2 separate regions of the Homo sapiens genome follow, and region 2 is linked to region 1. A link is an interaction called in ENCODE POLR2A ChIA-PET data of the cell type or tissue named here. Cell type or tissue: PC-3. All regions are shown on one strand.

Region 1 (8,000 bases):
TTCACTTGAGGTCAGGAGTTTGAGCCCAGCCTGGCCAACATGGTGAAACCCCATCTCTACTAAAAATATAAAAATTAGCCAGGTGTGGTGGTGCGTGCATGTAGTCCCAGCTACTCAGGAGGCAGGAGAAACACTTGAATCCAGGAGGCAGAGGTTGTAGCCGAGATCACATCACTGTGCTCCAGCCTGGGCAGCAGAGGGATACTCTGTCTTAAAAAAAAATAATTAACATACATTCCTGACAATCCAAAAGTATAAAGGAAATGTAAGGGTTTTTCATATATATTTGTAACTAAGATTTAATGTTAGCCTAAAAGGAAAAGTAAAGGCATCTTCTGTTAAAAAATAATTAAAATAGTGCGGCCTCACATCAAATGTTAGCTATTATATAAAAATTAAAAAAAACAAGGTACAGATATATGCAAGGAGGAAATTAAACTATCAGAATTCAAATGATTGTTATATATCCAGAAAATCTGAAAAATTAAACAGCATAATAATTGAATTTAGGTTGCAAATTTTAAGTTAACAAAAGTAAAGCATGTTACTGTATTTTAACAATAGATGATATAGCAACAAATATATACCTGTTTACAGTGACACACATAAAATACTTTAACATAATGTTCTGTGTATATGTGAATAATAAAACTTTAATAGCAAGTATGAAATTAGTTTGAATAAATGGAAAGTTGTACCCTGGCTGGTGGGAAGGCCAGAAGTATTAAAATTACATGCTTACTATATTAATTACTAGATTTAATATTTAACCAAGATACCAATATAATATCTTTAGAAGCCTTGATTCCAGCATTACCTGAGAATCTCTATTCCCCATCCCAGACATAGGGAATCAATCTACATTTTAAGATTTTAGGCCGGGCGCAGTGGCTCACGCCTGTAATCCCAGCACTTTGGGAGGCTGAGGTGGGCGGATCATGAGGTCAGGAGATCCAGACAATCCTGGTTAACATGGTGAAACCCCATCTCTACTAAAAAAATACAAAAAAAGTAGCCGGGCATGGTGGTGGGCGCCTGTAGTCCCAGCTACTTGGGAGGCTGAGGCAGGAGAATGGCATGAACCTGGGAGGCGGAGCTTGCAGTGAGCCAAGATCGCACCACTGCACTCCAGCCTGGGCAACACAGCGAGACTTCGTCTCACAAAAGAAAAAAAAAAAAAAGATTTTTAAGATTTCCAGGTGATTCCTGTTTGTTTAAATAAGTGGTTAATATGTGACCTATTTGGATGAATGGAAAAACTATATCAAAGGGGATAGAAGGAAACTGTACAGAATAAAATCAGAATAGGGCCTACAATATTGTAAACAGTTGATATTCTATGGTGATGATTTTTGTTCTAACAACTTTATTGAGGCATAATTTATATACCATCAAATTTACCCATCATAAGTATGTAATTCAGTGACTTTTAGTTAATTTATGGTGTTATACAACCATCACTACCACTCAATTTTAGAATATTTTCATCACCCCAAAGACTTGCTCATTAATAGTAACCTACTCCCAACCCCAGGCAATCACTGAAATGTTCTGTCTCTACACATTTGTTTTTTCCAAGAATTTCTTATAAGTGATATATTATGTAGTCTTTTGTGTTTGGCTTCTTTCACTTAGCATAATGTTTTTGAGGTTTATCCATATGTTAATAAATAATAGTTTGTTCTGTTGTATAGATGTATCATAGTTTATGCATTCACTAGGTAATGGATTTGACACTTTCCAGTTTTTGACTATTATGAATAATGCTGCTATGAATATTTACATATGTCTTTGTGTGGACATAAGTTTTCATTTCCCCTGTGTAGACACCTAAAAGTGGAGTTGCAGGGTCATGGTAAGTTTATGTTTAACTTTTTAAGGTGCAGCCAAACTGTTTTCCAAGGTAGATGTGCCATTGTACAGTTTTACCAGTAATGTAAAAGGGTTCCAATTTTGATTGGGATTACATTGAATCTATAAGTCACTAAGAGGAGAATTGTCATCTTAACACCATTGAGTTTTCTAATCCACAAATATGAAGTGTTCCCTTATTTAAATCTTCTCTAATTTATCTCAGCAATGTTTTGTAGTTTGCATTCTATGTGTTACACTTCTTTTTAAAATTTATTCCGTAAGTATTTTATTCTTTATGATTCTGTTGTGAATGAAATTGTTTTCTTAAGTTCATCTTTAGATTATTTATTGCTTATATATATATATCTTGGAATATTTTCATTTGGACTTCATTTTTGAAGGATAGGATCTTCTTAGTCTGATATAGAATTTTTGCTTTCTCCACTAAAATATGGCATTCCACTGCCTTTGACTTCCATTTTTTCTGATGAGAAGTCAGTCATTTATCATATTGTTGTTTTTCTCTTGCTATTTTTAGAGTTTTTCTTTGACTTGAATTGATGTTTGACTATGAATTGTCTAGGCGTGGATCTCTTTGTGTCTATCCTACTTGGGTTTTTTGGGTTTTTTTTTTTTACAACTTTTTGGATCTGTAGATTATTTTTCATCAAATTTGGAAATATTTCAACCATTATTTCTTTTTCTTCAAATACTTGTTCTGCCTCTTTCTTGCTCCTTTCCTCCTGATATTCCCATTGCATGCATGTTGGTACCCTCAGTGTTACTGCATAGGTCTCTGAGGTTTTGTTCATTTTTTCAAACTTTTTTCTTCGTTTCTAATATGTACTTTTCTCTAGAATCTGATTTTGTTCTATTTTTGTAGTTTCTACGTCTGTGTTGATATTCCCTGTTGAGTCATTGTCACCATATTTTTCTTTAATTTGTTAAACAAGTCTCCTTTAATTCTTTTTTTTGTTTGTTTGTTTTTGTTTTTTTTTGAGACGGAGTCTCGCTCTGTCGCCCAGGCTGGAGTGCAGTGGCGGGATCTCGGCTCACTGCAAGCTCCGCCTCCCGGGTTCACGCCATTCTCCTGCCTCAGCCTCCCAAGTAGCTGGGACTACAGGCGCCCGCCACTACGCCCGGCTAATTTTTTGTATTTTTAGTAGAGACGGGGTTTCACCGTTTTAGCCAGGATGGTCTCGATCTCCTGACCTCGTGATCCGCCCGCTCCTTTAATTCTTTGAGCATATTTACGATAGCTAGTTTGGAAGTCTTTTTCTGAATAGGACATCTGGACCCACTCAGAAACAGTTTCTGTTTGTTCGTTTGTTTGTTCGTTTGAGACAGAGTCTCGATCTATTGCCCAGGCTGGAGTGCAGTGGCGCAATCTCAGCTCGCTGCAACCTCTGCCTCCCGGGTTCAAGTGATTCTCCTGCCTCAGCCTCCCAAGTAACTGGGATTACAGATGCATGCCACCATGCCTGGCTAATTTTTTTTTTTTTTTAGTAGACACAGGGTTTCACCATGTTGGCCAGGCTGACCTCAGGAGATCTGCCCACCTTGGCCTCCCAAAGTGCTGGGATTACAGGCATGAGCCATCATGCCTGTCCAGAAACAGTTTTTATTGACTGCTTTTTTCCCCGAGTATGGGCCACATTTTCCTGTTTCTTAACATGTTGTGGAATCTTTTTGCTAAAAACTGGACGTATTAGATAATACAGTGTAACAGCTCTGGTTCTGATTTTCCTCACCTCTGACGGTTGTCATTATTGTTGTTATGTATATTTGCTTATTCTTAAATGACACGTGCAGACTTAATGTGCAGAATCTGTCTCCCCACTGAGGTGTAGCCAACTCGGGTCTCTGCTCAATTTTGTTTTGTTTTTTTTAATTTTTAGCCTAGCTTTCTTGGAGTCCTGCTTGTGTCTGCATAGCTGAGTGGTTGGCTATTGGTTAAAGGTTGTGCTCAGGCATTTTGAGCTAATAAGGCTTATACCGTGTGTGTGTGTGTGTGTGTGTGTGTGTGTGTGTGGTGTGTGTGTGTGTGTGTGTGTGTGTGTGTGTGTGTGTGTGTGTGTGTGTATGTGTAGGGAGAGCATGTAGTTTTCAAATATGCCCAGCTTTTATTTTCTGCTGAGCCCTCAGTTTTTCCTCACATGCAGGAAGCCTCTCAGTCAGCAAGAGATCTATGGAGAGTTCAGGCTATCTCCAGTCTCCTCTGGGCATATATTCAGCCATCAGTTAGCCAGGACTGTGTGGGGGAGTTTAGCCCCCTCTGTGGCTCTCTCATTTCCAGAATCTCCTTGTTAAATTTCTAGATTTCTGATAGTCTGCCCTTCTTCTCAACCAGGACAGCAGCCTTTGAATAACAGAGCTATAGGCTTTCTCTGTTCTTTTCTAGTTGAGTTTAATGCTTTGACCCCACATTGCTACTGGGTGTGGGTTTTTTGCCCTCCCCTTCAAATCATGTTAGCTCCCTGTGACAACGAAGCTGCTGGGTTTTGTAGCCAGCCTTGCCCAGGAACTATTAGATGTACTGGTGCTTGGGTAGGGTGTGGCAGGGGTGGGGTAAGAAGCTGACCCAAGCTGTGACTCCCACTATTCTTACACAAATTTCAGCAGTTTTTTGTAAAAACACTTAAATTTGTCATTTGACTTTGGCCATTTTTCTGGAGTCCCAAAATGGCTGTTTTTGACACTTTTGTCTAGTTTTATAGTTGTTTTGAGGGGAAAGGATTTGCTGACCTCTTCAATTTGCCACAGCTGGAAGTCCTGCCTCCTGTTTTGTTTTGTTTTTGTAATATTTTTGGGTTTGTTTATTTTTAACAGGCTAATTGAAAACCTGAAGCACATCTATATATTGTAGCTGCTTCAGCATTGTGCTTCACAACGGAAGAAGTTAGGAGATTGTGATTAGATTAGGGGTGGGGCTGTAGTCCTAAATTTGCTGACAGCGCTTTCCTGTGGAATGCTTCCTAATAATGTATTCTTGTGTAATGATGAAGGAAATGTTTGTTTTTTTTTAAGCAAGCAGATTCCTTTGGAATTCTACAACATAAAAAAGACATTATAGTATACTCCTCTCTACAGAATGAATTTGGCACAGGGAGAGAAGTGACAAAGTTCTTTGGGCTGGTATAGATGTATATCTATATGAAAAATAATGGAAAGACTCATCCTTTTAAAAAGTTACTCATCCTTTTAAAAATTATACAGGTTTAAGCTAAAATTTTTTGTGTGCTAGAAAATTAAGCTGGGCAGTTTGCCTTTTTAAAAAACCTTTCTAATTATTTAGTAACACACATACACAAAATAAAATGTATAACTCAATGGTGTATCACAAAGTGCACACCTCTATGACCACCATTCAAGTGAGATACAGGACATCACCAGTACCCAGAAGTCCCCTGTGCCCTCTGGATCCATACCCCAAGAGAAGGTTCTTGGATCTCACACAAGAAAAAATTGGGGCAAGTCCATAGAGTAAAGTGAAAGCAAGTTTACTTAAGTAAAGGAATAAAAGAATGACTACTCCATAGGCAGAGCAGCCCTGAGGGCTGCTGGCTGCCCATTTTTATGATTATTTCTTGATTATATGCTAAACAAAGGATGGATTATTTATGCCTCCTCTTTTTAGGCCATATAGGGTAACTTCTTGGTGTTGCCATGGCATTTGTAAACTGTCATGGCACTAGTGGGAGTGTCTCTTAGCATGCTAATGCATTATAATTCCAGAGGTCACTCTCATCACCATCTTGGTTTTGGTGTATTTTAGCTGGCTGCTTTACTGCAACCTGTTTTACCAGCACGGTCTTTATGACCTGTATCTTGTGCTGACCTCCTATCTCATCCTGTGACTTAGAATGCCTTAACTTCCTGGGAATGCAGCCCAGTAGATCTCAGCCTCATTTTACCCAACCCCCATTCAAGATGGAGTTGCTCTAATTCAAACGCCTCTGACACTCTACCACCATTGTCCTCTCCTCCTGAGATAATCACTATCCTAACTTTTATGCTAACTACTTCCTTTCCCGACAGTTTCTATCTCCTAAGTGTGCATCCCTAAACATTATAGTTTAACTTTGCCTTTTTTTTTAATATTATGGAAATGGTATCTTGTAGTGTATATTTATTGTGCCTGGTTTCTTTTGTTCAAAATTATGTTTGTAAGATTTATCTATGTTGTTGCATATAGCAGTAGTTCATTTTAATTGCTGGAGAGTATTCCATTGTTTGAATATACTACAATTTGTATACTGTATATTATATATTGAACATTCTGTTTGTGGATATTTAAGCTATTTCCAGTTTTAAGGGTATTACAAATATTGCTGCTCTGAATACGCTTGCATGTGTCTTAATGTATAGATATGCATATTCCTTTTGGTTATATACCTAGGAGTCAAATTGCCAGGTCATAGTGTGTATATATTTTTGACTTAATAGATAATGTCAACTTGTTTTCCAAAGTGATTATAACAATTTACCCTCCTAAACTATAAGAATTTCCATTGCACTTCATCTCAACAAAACATTTGCTATTGTTAGACTTTTAAAAAATTGATTTGTAGGAGTTCTGTATACATCTGGATAAGAGCCCTTTGTTCCTTATAAGTGTTGCAAGCATCTTCTCCTATGTGACTTGCATTTTTGCCCTCTTAATGTAGATATGAAAAGACGTTCTTGATTTTAAGGTAGTCAAATATATCAATATTTTCCAGTGTAATTAGTGCTTTTTGTGTTCAATTGAAGAAATCTTTCCCTGCCTTAATATCATATTCTTCTATACGTTATCTTCTAAAAGCGATGTGATTTTGCTTTTCATGTTTATATCTACATCCTACCTGGAATTTGTTTTTGTGTATAGTGTGGAGTAGGTTTGGAGGTTCATCTTGTTTTTCCATGTGGATATTTCATGGTTCCAATAACATAGATTGAAAAGATATTGTATCTGGCAGGGTTTGATCAGGAGAAAGAAACCACACCAGTTATTTAAACAGAGTTTAATATGGAAAAAATGTTAATTAGGTATAAAGTTGTCAAGTAGATAACTAAAAATGCAAGAAGAAAACACTAAGATATCACAAAAGTAGCAGTTTCCACCCCACAGCAGGAAGAATAAAGGGAAGAGATTGGAATTATTCAAATTTAGAACCCCATGATGTCTGAGGAGAGGATACTGGCTCACTTGTGCTGGTATCTGGCATGGAAGATGCAGTGAGGCTAGTTCTGCAAGTTTTGGCAGAACTGTAAACTGGATTCAGCTACTGCTATAAGAAGGTACTACTGCTGGGAGTGAAGAAGTATTGCTTGGGTGTCACAGAAACAAGAAACAGACAGGAAGCCCATAGGAGGTGCAAGTCCCTTCTTCCTCCACCACCACCCTTGCAGTCTCTCTCTACAACATTCTGTTGGCAGAGCCTAACATGGAGCCAGTTGGCAAAACCAAAATGTGGTTTGTAGAGTTTAGCCCCAGCATGATAGAGCAGTGTTTAGGCGGATGGGTTTGAAGCTGAGAGACAATAGCTTAATAACTGATACAACCTTCCTGTCTCCACTGCTCTGCAGAGCCAACTTTTTGGTAAGTCAAGTGTTCATATAGGCGACAGTCTCTTTTTAGATTGATTATATTTCTGTTTCATCTGTCTTTGTACCAATATTACACTATGTAAATTACTGTAGCTTTATTATGTCTTCATACCTAGTAGAGCAATTTTTCAAAACCGACCTATCCTTCTTCAAGTGTTTTAGCTGTCCTTAGCACACTTAAATTTATAGAAAAACTTTAAAACTACTTCATCTATCCCCCCCATCAATTTGGGGGGAGTTGACAATTTTACAATGTTGAGTTTTCTAATCTGTGAATATGATACATCTTTCCATTTATTCTTTAATTTTGCTCTGTAATATTTTTTAAACATCTTGTATAGAAGTCTTGAGTAGCATCTGTTAGCTTTAATCCCAGATATTACATATTTTTAATATTATAAATAGTTTTTTATAAATTTCATTTTATTATTTTTATTTTGAAAATTTCAGACTTACATTATTTTCCTTTTGTATAATTAGACCCCATTATACCCACCACCTAGATTCAGTAATTAATAAGATTTGCTTCATTTGCTTCAACTATTTTTTATTGTTGT
Region 2 (8,000 bases), 1.3 Mb after region 1:
ACAGGCGTCCGCACCATATCTGGCTAATTTTTTGTATTTTTAGTAGAGATGGGGTTTCACCATGTTAGTCAGGATGGTCTCGATTTCCTGACCTTGTGATCCCCCCGCCTCAGCCTCCCAAAGTGCTGGGATTACAGGCGTGAGCCACCGCACCCAGCCTATGGACGTGTATTTTTATTTCTACTAACCCTAAGTCTTCTAAATTAGAAACTTTGGGATTATTTTTGATTTGTTTAATCTCTTTTCTCACCTATATTCACACAATAGGTTATGAAGTCGTGGGATTTCTTCTTTTGAAATGTGTTTCATTCTTTGTTCTCTTTTCCAAGTATCTGTAACATTCTTGTGAGAGGGTGTATGTGTGTGTGTAGCCTTATTTTAGGAGTAGGGGATGTAAGGATGATTGTGCAGATGATATATTTGCTCAGTGAGGTTTAAAGTCAGGTGGGGATGCTGACATTGAATTTATAGGATGGGGAAAAGGGCTATTGCTGTTGGAAGCACTCTATCTGTAAAAGTATCATTTTAGTCCCTGTTTTGTTCTAGTCTTATTATTGTTGCTATTTTTAGTTTGTTTTTGTTCTGTTATGTATTCACGGATATGTATGTGGTGTAAAGTGGTGAAAAAGTTTATCGTCATGGATGTTCTCATTGCTGTGTGAGCGGGCAAAGCACTTAATCTCTGGGCCTCAGTTCATTGTCTGTAAAATGGGAATAATAATACTTTCCACATAGTGTTAAAAGGATTAGATGCATTGTTACATGTATAGCTCTTAGTTTTGTTTTTGTTTTTTGAGACGGAGTTTCGCTCTTGTTGCCTAAGCTGGAGCACAATGGCATGATCTTGGCTCACCACAACCTCTGCCTCCCAGGTTCAAGCGATTCTCCTTCCTCACACTCCCGAGTAGCTGGGATTACAGGCATGCACCACCACGCCTGGCTAATTTTTTTGTATTTTTAGCAGAAACGGGGTTTCACTATGTTAGCCAGGCTGGTCTTGAACCCCTGACCTCAGGTGATCCGCCCGCCTCGGCCTCCCAAAGTGCTGGGATAACAGGCGCGAGCCACCACAACTGGCCTATATGTATAGATCTTAGAATAGTACCTGGCATATTGTGTTACATATGTGTTAGCTAGGGTTTTTTGTTTTTTTTTTTTTTGGTTTTTTTTTTTGTTTGAGATGGAGTCTTGCTCTGTCGCCCAGGCTGGAGTGCAGTGGCGTGATCTCGGCTCACTGCTGCAACCTCTGCCTCCTGGGTTCAAGCGATTCTCCTGCCTCAGCTTCCCAAGTAGCTAGAATTACAGGCGCCCACCACCACGCCTGGCTAACGTATTTTTTTTAGTAGAGACGGGGTTTCACCATGTTGGCCAGACTGGTCTTGAACTCCTGACCTCAGGTGATCCACCCGCCTTGGCCTCCCCAAGTGCTGTGATTACAGGTGTGAGCCACTGCACTCGGCCAGCTAGTACTATTATCTTAATTCTACTTTACTTAAAAGGCTGTCTTTTTCTCTCCCATTTCAGTTCCCCTTACATATTGGTATAAGACTTATCTCCTTATGTAATATCTGATTTTTTACTTCTACAAACCTACAGAAGTACTTTCTTTTTACTGTTTTTTTTTTTTTTTTTTTTTGAGACGGAGTCTCGCTCTGTCGCCCAGGCTGGAGTGCAGTGGCGGGATCTCGGCTCACTGCAAGCTCCGCCTTCCGGGTTCACGCCATTCTCCTGCCTCAGCCTCCCAAGTAGCTGGGACTACAGGCGCCCGCCACTACGCCCGGCTAATTTTTTGTATTTTTAGTAGAGACGGGGTTTCACCGTTTTAGCCGGGATGGTCTCGATCTCCTGACTTCGTGATCCGCCCGCCTCGGCCTCCCAAAGTGCTGGGATTACAGGCGTGAGCCACCGCGCCCGGCCTTCTTTTTACTGTTTTTTTGAGACAGAATCTCACTCTGTTGTCCAGGCTGGAGTGCAATGGTAGGATCTCAGCTTACTGCAACCTCTGCCTCCCACGTTCAAGCAATTCTCCTGCCTCAGCCTCCCAAGTAGCTGGAACTACAGGCACACACCGCCATGCCTGGCTAATTTTTTTTTTTTGTGGTAGCGATGGTGTTTCACCGTGTTGGTCAAGCTGGTCTCAAACTCCTGACCTCAAGTAATCCACCTGCCTCTGCCACCCAAAGTGCTGGGATTACAGGCGAGAGCCACTGTGCCTGGCCTACAGAAGTACTTTCTATATCATAATCTGGCAACCATTTGTGTGTATTTTTTTCAGTTGTGATGTACAAACAATAAAGTGCTTAAGTGAATTTTTTTTTTAACCAATGTATCTACTAAGATTAAGTTATGGAAAGTTTCCAGCATTCTTGAAGGCTCCCTCGTGTCCCTTCTCCCTTAATAACCAATCCTCCATATCTGTTCTGACTCTTTACCATAAATAATTTTTGCATGTAATTGTTTTTATTGTTTTTTAAGATTATCTTTGATTGACCCCTCCATATCTATGCAGCTTGCTTTTCCTTCCTTCCTTCCTTCTTTCCTTCCTTCCTTCCTCTCTCTCTCTCTTTCTCTCTCTCTTTCTTTTTTTGAAACAGGATCTCACTCTGTCACCCAGGCTGGAGTGCTGTTGTGCAATCTCAGCTCACTGCAACCTCCATCTCCCAGGTTCAAGCGATTCTCCTGCCTCGGCCTCCCGAGTAGCTGGGACTACAGGCATGCGCCACCATGCCTGGCTAATTTTTGTATTTTTAGTAAAGACGGGGTTTCACCATGTTGACCAGGTTGGTCTCGAACTCCTGACCTCAAGTGATCCGCCTGCCTTGGCCTGCCAAAGTGGTGGGATTACAGGTGTGAGCCCCCATGCCCAGCCGATACAGCCTATTTCTGATTACTGCCCAGCACACTTTGCCTATGTTTATGATGTCTCTTTTAGTGCCCTTTTGGTCTCATCTCTTCTTTTTCTCTGTCCATTCAAGTCCTCTTCCATGAAGTTGTCCCCAACTGCTTCAGCTTATACTGTCCTTGTTCTTCTCTAAGTTCTTTTTGGCTCATTTATCAGTGTCCCAGTTTAGTACTTAATGAGATATTTTCCTTTTTTTGTAAGTACTTAATTGTCTTAGCTTTTACTAGGACTATGGTTATTTTGTGTCCCTCCCATTTAATGCCTAGCATAGGACATACAGTACTAATTGTTGAATAGAATCTAATTGAATTTTTAAAGTTTAAGTTCTTTAAGTGTTGGATAGCAGCTAGCAGTTATAATAGAGAATTTGGCAGTGAACTAGGGCAACTATTTATACAACGAAAGTAAAAAGCACAGCATAGCTTCATGAACCCATATAAATGTTGATGCTATTCCACTGTATTAGACCGTAGTAGAATCAGAAATGCTGAACCCATGGGAATTGCTTGTGTGAGTCTTGCACGGGAATTGCACAGTAGGTCTTTGAACTTTCTGAGGTTGTGTACAAATTTGGTATGAATATGCACATGTGCATTTTTCTAGGGTAAGAATTCATATCTTAATTGGGTCTTCAAAAGTATCTGTGGCTAAAAACATTAAGATCCTGTGGTCTAGCAAAAAATGTCATTTTACGGATGAGACAACTGAGACTCAGAATTAAGACACAAGAGGAATGGCTTACTCATAGTCATTGTTATACATAGTGGTGATCCTGAGTCAACAGGAAATATTAATTAGGTTCAATGTGGTCTGCCTTATAAAAAGGGAAATAAGACTCCATGGAAGTGTCTAAATACAGTTAGGAAATATTTCCATCCCAAATAGCTAAACTTAAAAGAATTGAGGTGAAATGCACATAACATAAAATTAATCATTTTAGGCCGGGTATGGTGGCTCATGCCTGTAAGCCCAGCACTTTGGGAGGCTGAGACCGGTGGATTGTTTGAGCTCAGGAGTTCAGACCAGCTTGGGCAACATGACAAAATCCTGTCTCTACAAAAAGTACAAAAATTAGCTGGGCATGGTGGCATGTGTCTGTAGTCCCAGCTGCTTGGGAAGCAGAGGTGGGAGGATCACTTGAGTCCAGGAGGCGGAGGTTGTAGTGAGTGGAGATCACGCCACTGCACTCCAGCCTGGGTGACAGAGTGAGACCCTGTCTCAAAAAACAAAAACAACAACAAAAATAACCATTTTAAAGTAAACAGTTCAGTGGCATTTAGTACATTCACAGTGTTGTATAGCTACTGTATGTATGTTCCAAAGCATTTTCCTTAACCCTCAAGCAAACCCTGCACCCATTTATTATAGCAGTTGCTCGCTATTTTCCTCTCTTCCGTCTCTGATAATCACCAGTCTTTGTTCTGTGTCTATGGATTTGGATTTGCCTATTCTGGATACTTCATAAAAAAGGAATCGTACAATATTTGACCTTTTGTTTCTGGCTTCTTTTTTTTTTTTTTTTTTTTTGAGATGGAGTTGCTCTATCGCCCAGGCTGGAGTGCAGTGGCATGATCTTGGCTCACTGCAAACTCTGCCTCCGGGGTTCACGCCATTCTCCTGCCTCAGCCTCCCTAGTAGCTGGGACTATAGGCGCCTGCCACAAAGCCCAGCTAATTTTTTTGTATTTTTAGTAGAGACGGGGTTTCACTGTGTTAGCCAGGATGGTCTGAATCTCCTGACCTCGTGATCCGCCTGCCTCAGCCTCCCAAAGTGCTGGGATTACAGGCGTGAGCCACCACGCCCAGCCTGTTTCTAGCTTCTTTTACTTAGCATAGTGTTTTTGGAGCTTCATCCATGGTGGAGCATGTATCAGTACTTCACATTATTATTTGATACGGAGTCTTGCTCGGTCGCCTAGGCTGGAGTGCAAGTGGCATGATCCCAGCTCACTGCAACCTCCACCTCCTGGGTTCAAATGATTCTCCTGCCTCAGCCTCCTGAGTAGCTGGGATTACAGGCACACGCCACTGTGCCTGGCTAATTTTTGTATTTTTAGTAGAAATGGGGTTTCACCATGTTGGCCGGGCTGGTCTTGAACTCCTGACCTCAAGTGATCCACCCGCCTTGGCCTCCCAAAGTGCTGGGATTACAGGCGTGAACCACTGTGTCCAGCCCAATACTTTATTTATTTATTTATTTGAGATGGAGTCTCACTCTGTCACCGAGGCTGGAGTGTGGTGGCACAATCTCGGCTCATTGCAACCTCCGCCTCCCGGGTTCAAGCGATTCTCCTGCCTCAGCCTCCTAAGTAGTTGGGACTACAAGCACGCACCACCATGCCCAGCTATTATTTTTGTATTTTTAATAGAGACGGGGTTTCACCATGACGGCCAAGCTAGTTTTGAACTTCTGACCTCAAGTGATCCGCCCGCCTTGGCCTCCCAAAGTGCTAGGATTACAGGCGTGAGCCACCGCACCCTGCCTACTTTATTTTTGTTTATGGCTGAATAATATTCCATTATATTTATGTACCAGAGTTTGTTTTCCCATTGATTTGTCGATGGACATGTGAGCCATTTTATACCTTTTTTTTGCTCGGGGGTGGAGGAACGGAATTTCGCTCTGTTGCCCAGGTTGGAGTGCAGTGGCGCAATCTTGACCTAGGCTCACTGCAACCTCCGCCTCCCAGGTTCAAGCGATTCTCCTGCCTCAGCCTCCCAAATAGCTGGGATTACAGGTGCGTGCTACCACACCAAGATAATTTTGATATTTTTAGTAGAGACGGGGTTTCGTCATGTTCCCTGGGCTGGTCTGAACTCCTGAGCTCAAGCGATCCACCTGCCTCAGGCTCCAGAGTGCTGGGATTACAGGCGGTGAGCCACCGCGCCCAGCTGTTTTATACTTTTTGGCTACTATGAATGGTGCTAATGTGAACATATTTGTACATTAATATGTACTGTTTTCAGTTCTTTTGGATGTATACCTAGAAGTGAAATTGTTGGGTCACATGATAATTATGTGTTTAACTTTTTAAGGAAACGGCCACCTATTTTCCATAGTTGCTGAACCATTTTACATTACCACCAAAAATATATGAAGGTTCCAGTTTCTCCACATCCTCTCCAACAATTATTTCCCGTTAAAAAAATTTTATAGCCATCCTTGAGTGTGAAATGGTACTTCTTTGTAGTTTTGATTTGCATTTCCCTGGTGACTAATGATGTTGAGCATCTTTTCGTGCACTCAGCCATTTGTTTATCTTCTATGGAAAAATATAAAATAAACTTCTAATTCTCAAAGAGGTCTGCTTCAGTTAGCAAGAAAAGTCTTTGAAGATGTAAAGTATTTGGTGTTTCTGTATAATTAAGTGCCAAACTGGTACAAATATAAAATACTGTGGTAATTAAAAAGAGAAGATATGGTGAAACTGGTTTAAATTTTGAAAGCAAGTGTTTAAGAACCCGTCTACCATTATGTACAGTTATAAACTGTAATGCAGATAAATTGATTGGAGGTTTTTCTTGCTTCAAATATTCGCATATTGCCCTTTGACTTGGCATTGAAAGATGTCTATTCAATTTTCTGCATTAAAAAAGAACAGTTTTGCTGGGGCGTGGTGCCTCATGCCTGTAATCCTAGCACTTGGGGAGGCTGAGGCAGGCGGATCACCTGAGGTCAGGAGTTCGAGACCAGCCTGGCCAACATGACGAAACCCCATCTCTACTAAAAATAGAAAAAATTAGCCGGGCATGGTGGCGGGCACCTGTAATCCAAGCTACTGGGGAGGCTGAAGCAGGAGAATCGCTGGAACCCAGGAGACAGAGGTTGCAGTGAGCTGAGATTGCACCACTGCACTCCAGTCTGAGTGACACAGTGAGACTCCGTTTCAAAAAATAAAAAAGATTATGTATAGGGATTTTATTGCAACATTATTTATTTTTATTTTTATTGGATAGATTTAGAAGTCTGATACTTTTTTTGCTCTTCTTCATTTCAACGCATAGAGAGAAATAGTCACCTGGAAGATTCACAGTACCCATTAGATTTAATGGGAAAAAAAGCTAGTCTTAAGACTTCTCAAAGAGAAGTCTTAGAGAAATTAATTGGATCATCGGAAAAGGGGCAGTTATACATTGGAAATGTATACAACAAATTAAATATTACATTATTTAATTAAATATTACATTAATTAAATAATACAACAAATTAAATAGAACACATTGAGTGGCTTCTTTCCTTATTGCAAGCCGAAACTATGTATTTGCCATCTTTTAGGCTTGTTTAATTTTAAAACTTTGCTGAGTAAAATATTTTTAAGTAAAACTTGAGATTTTAGTTTTCCTCCTTGGAATTGTATTCAGTGTCATGTTTGATACTACCGTAGAGAGGCAAAATTTGAACTCATTAATTTTCTAAAAGGGGTAATCATCTTCAGGGCAGGGTTATCTTTTATTCTTTTATATCTTTTAGTTTATTTAGTCAATATTTGTTAAATGCAATTACAATCAAGTTTTTATCATATTTTCCCATCCCGCTTCATTATTTCTCAACCCAGCATCAAGGACAGTGCCAGGGATATGGTAAAGGTCTGGTAAATATTGAATGAATTATCCTTATTTTAGTTTACCAGTTTTTTTTTTTTGTTGTTGTTGTTTTGAGATGGAGTCTCACTCTGTCGTCCAGGCGGGAGTGCAGTGGCACTTTCTCGGCTCACTGCAACCTCCATCTCCTGGGTTCAAGCAATTCTGCCTGCCTCAGCCTCCTGAGTAGCTGGGATTACAGGCGTCTGCTACCATGCCTGGCTAATTTATGTATTTTTTATTAGTAAGGGGTTTTGCCATGTTGGCCAGCCTGGTCTTAAACTGCTGATCTCAGGTGATCCACCTGCCTCAGCCTCCCTAAGTGCTGGGATTACAGGCGTGAGCCACCGCGCCCAGCCCCTTCCCTCCATTTTTAAGTTGGGTTGTTTGTTTTCTTATTGTTTAGTTTTTAATTCCTTATGTATTCAGGATAAGCCCTTATTAGATGTAGGTTTTGCAGATACGTTTTTTTCGTTCATGGCTTTTTGTTTCTTTCCACAAAAGTTTATTCTTAAATG

The links. ChIA-PET counts read pairs that join two places held together with the same protein. Peaks named below come from ENCODE experiments on the same cell type or tissue, not always from the same donor. Only the 100,000 strongest peaks of a DNase experiment are listed, where the experiment ranks them.
Region 2: POLR2A ChIA-PET joins it to region 1 with 7 read pairs; 1 of 35 experiments calls an interaction of 5 or more read pairs at or near these places.

What each region holds. Positions count from the first base shown.
Region 1 is chr17:28,108,011-28,116,010 of GRCh38, forward strand. The region is part of intron 1 of NLK (nemo like kinase); the gene reads left to right. Among named protein-coding and RNA genes, the nearest start is that of NLK, 69 kb to the left of the region's middle. RefSeq lists an enhancer at 5,604-6,105. In PC-3, no CTCF peak of the experiment used is centred here; no DNase peak of the experiment used is centred here; H3K27ac peaks cover 1,614 bases.
Region 2 is chr17:29,409,474-29,417,473 of GRCh38, forward strand. All of the region lies in intron 1 of TAOK1 (TAO kinase 1), which reads left to right. Among named protein-coding and RNA genes, the nearest start is that of MIR4523, 23 kb to the left of the region's middle. In PC-3, no CTCF peak of the experiment used is centred here; no DNase peak of the experiment used is centred here; H3K27ac peaks cover 1,035 bases.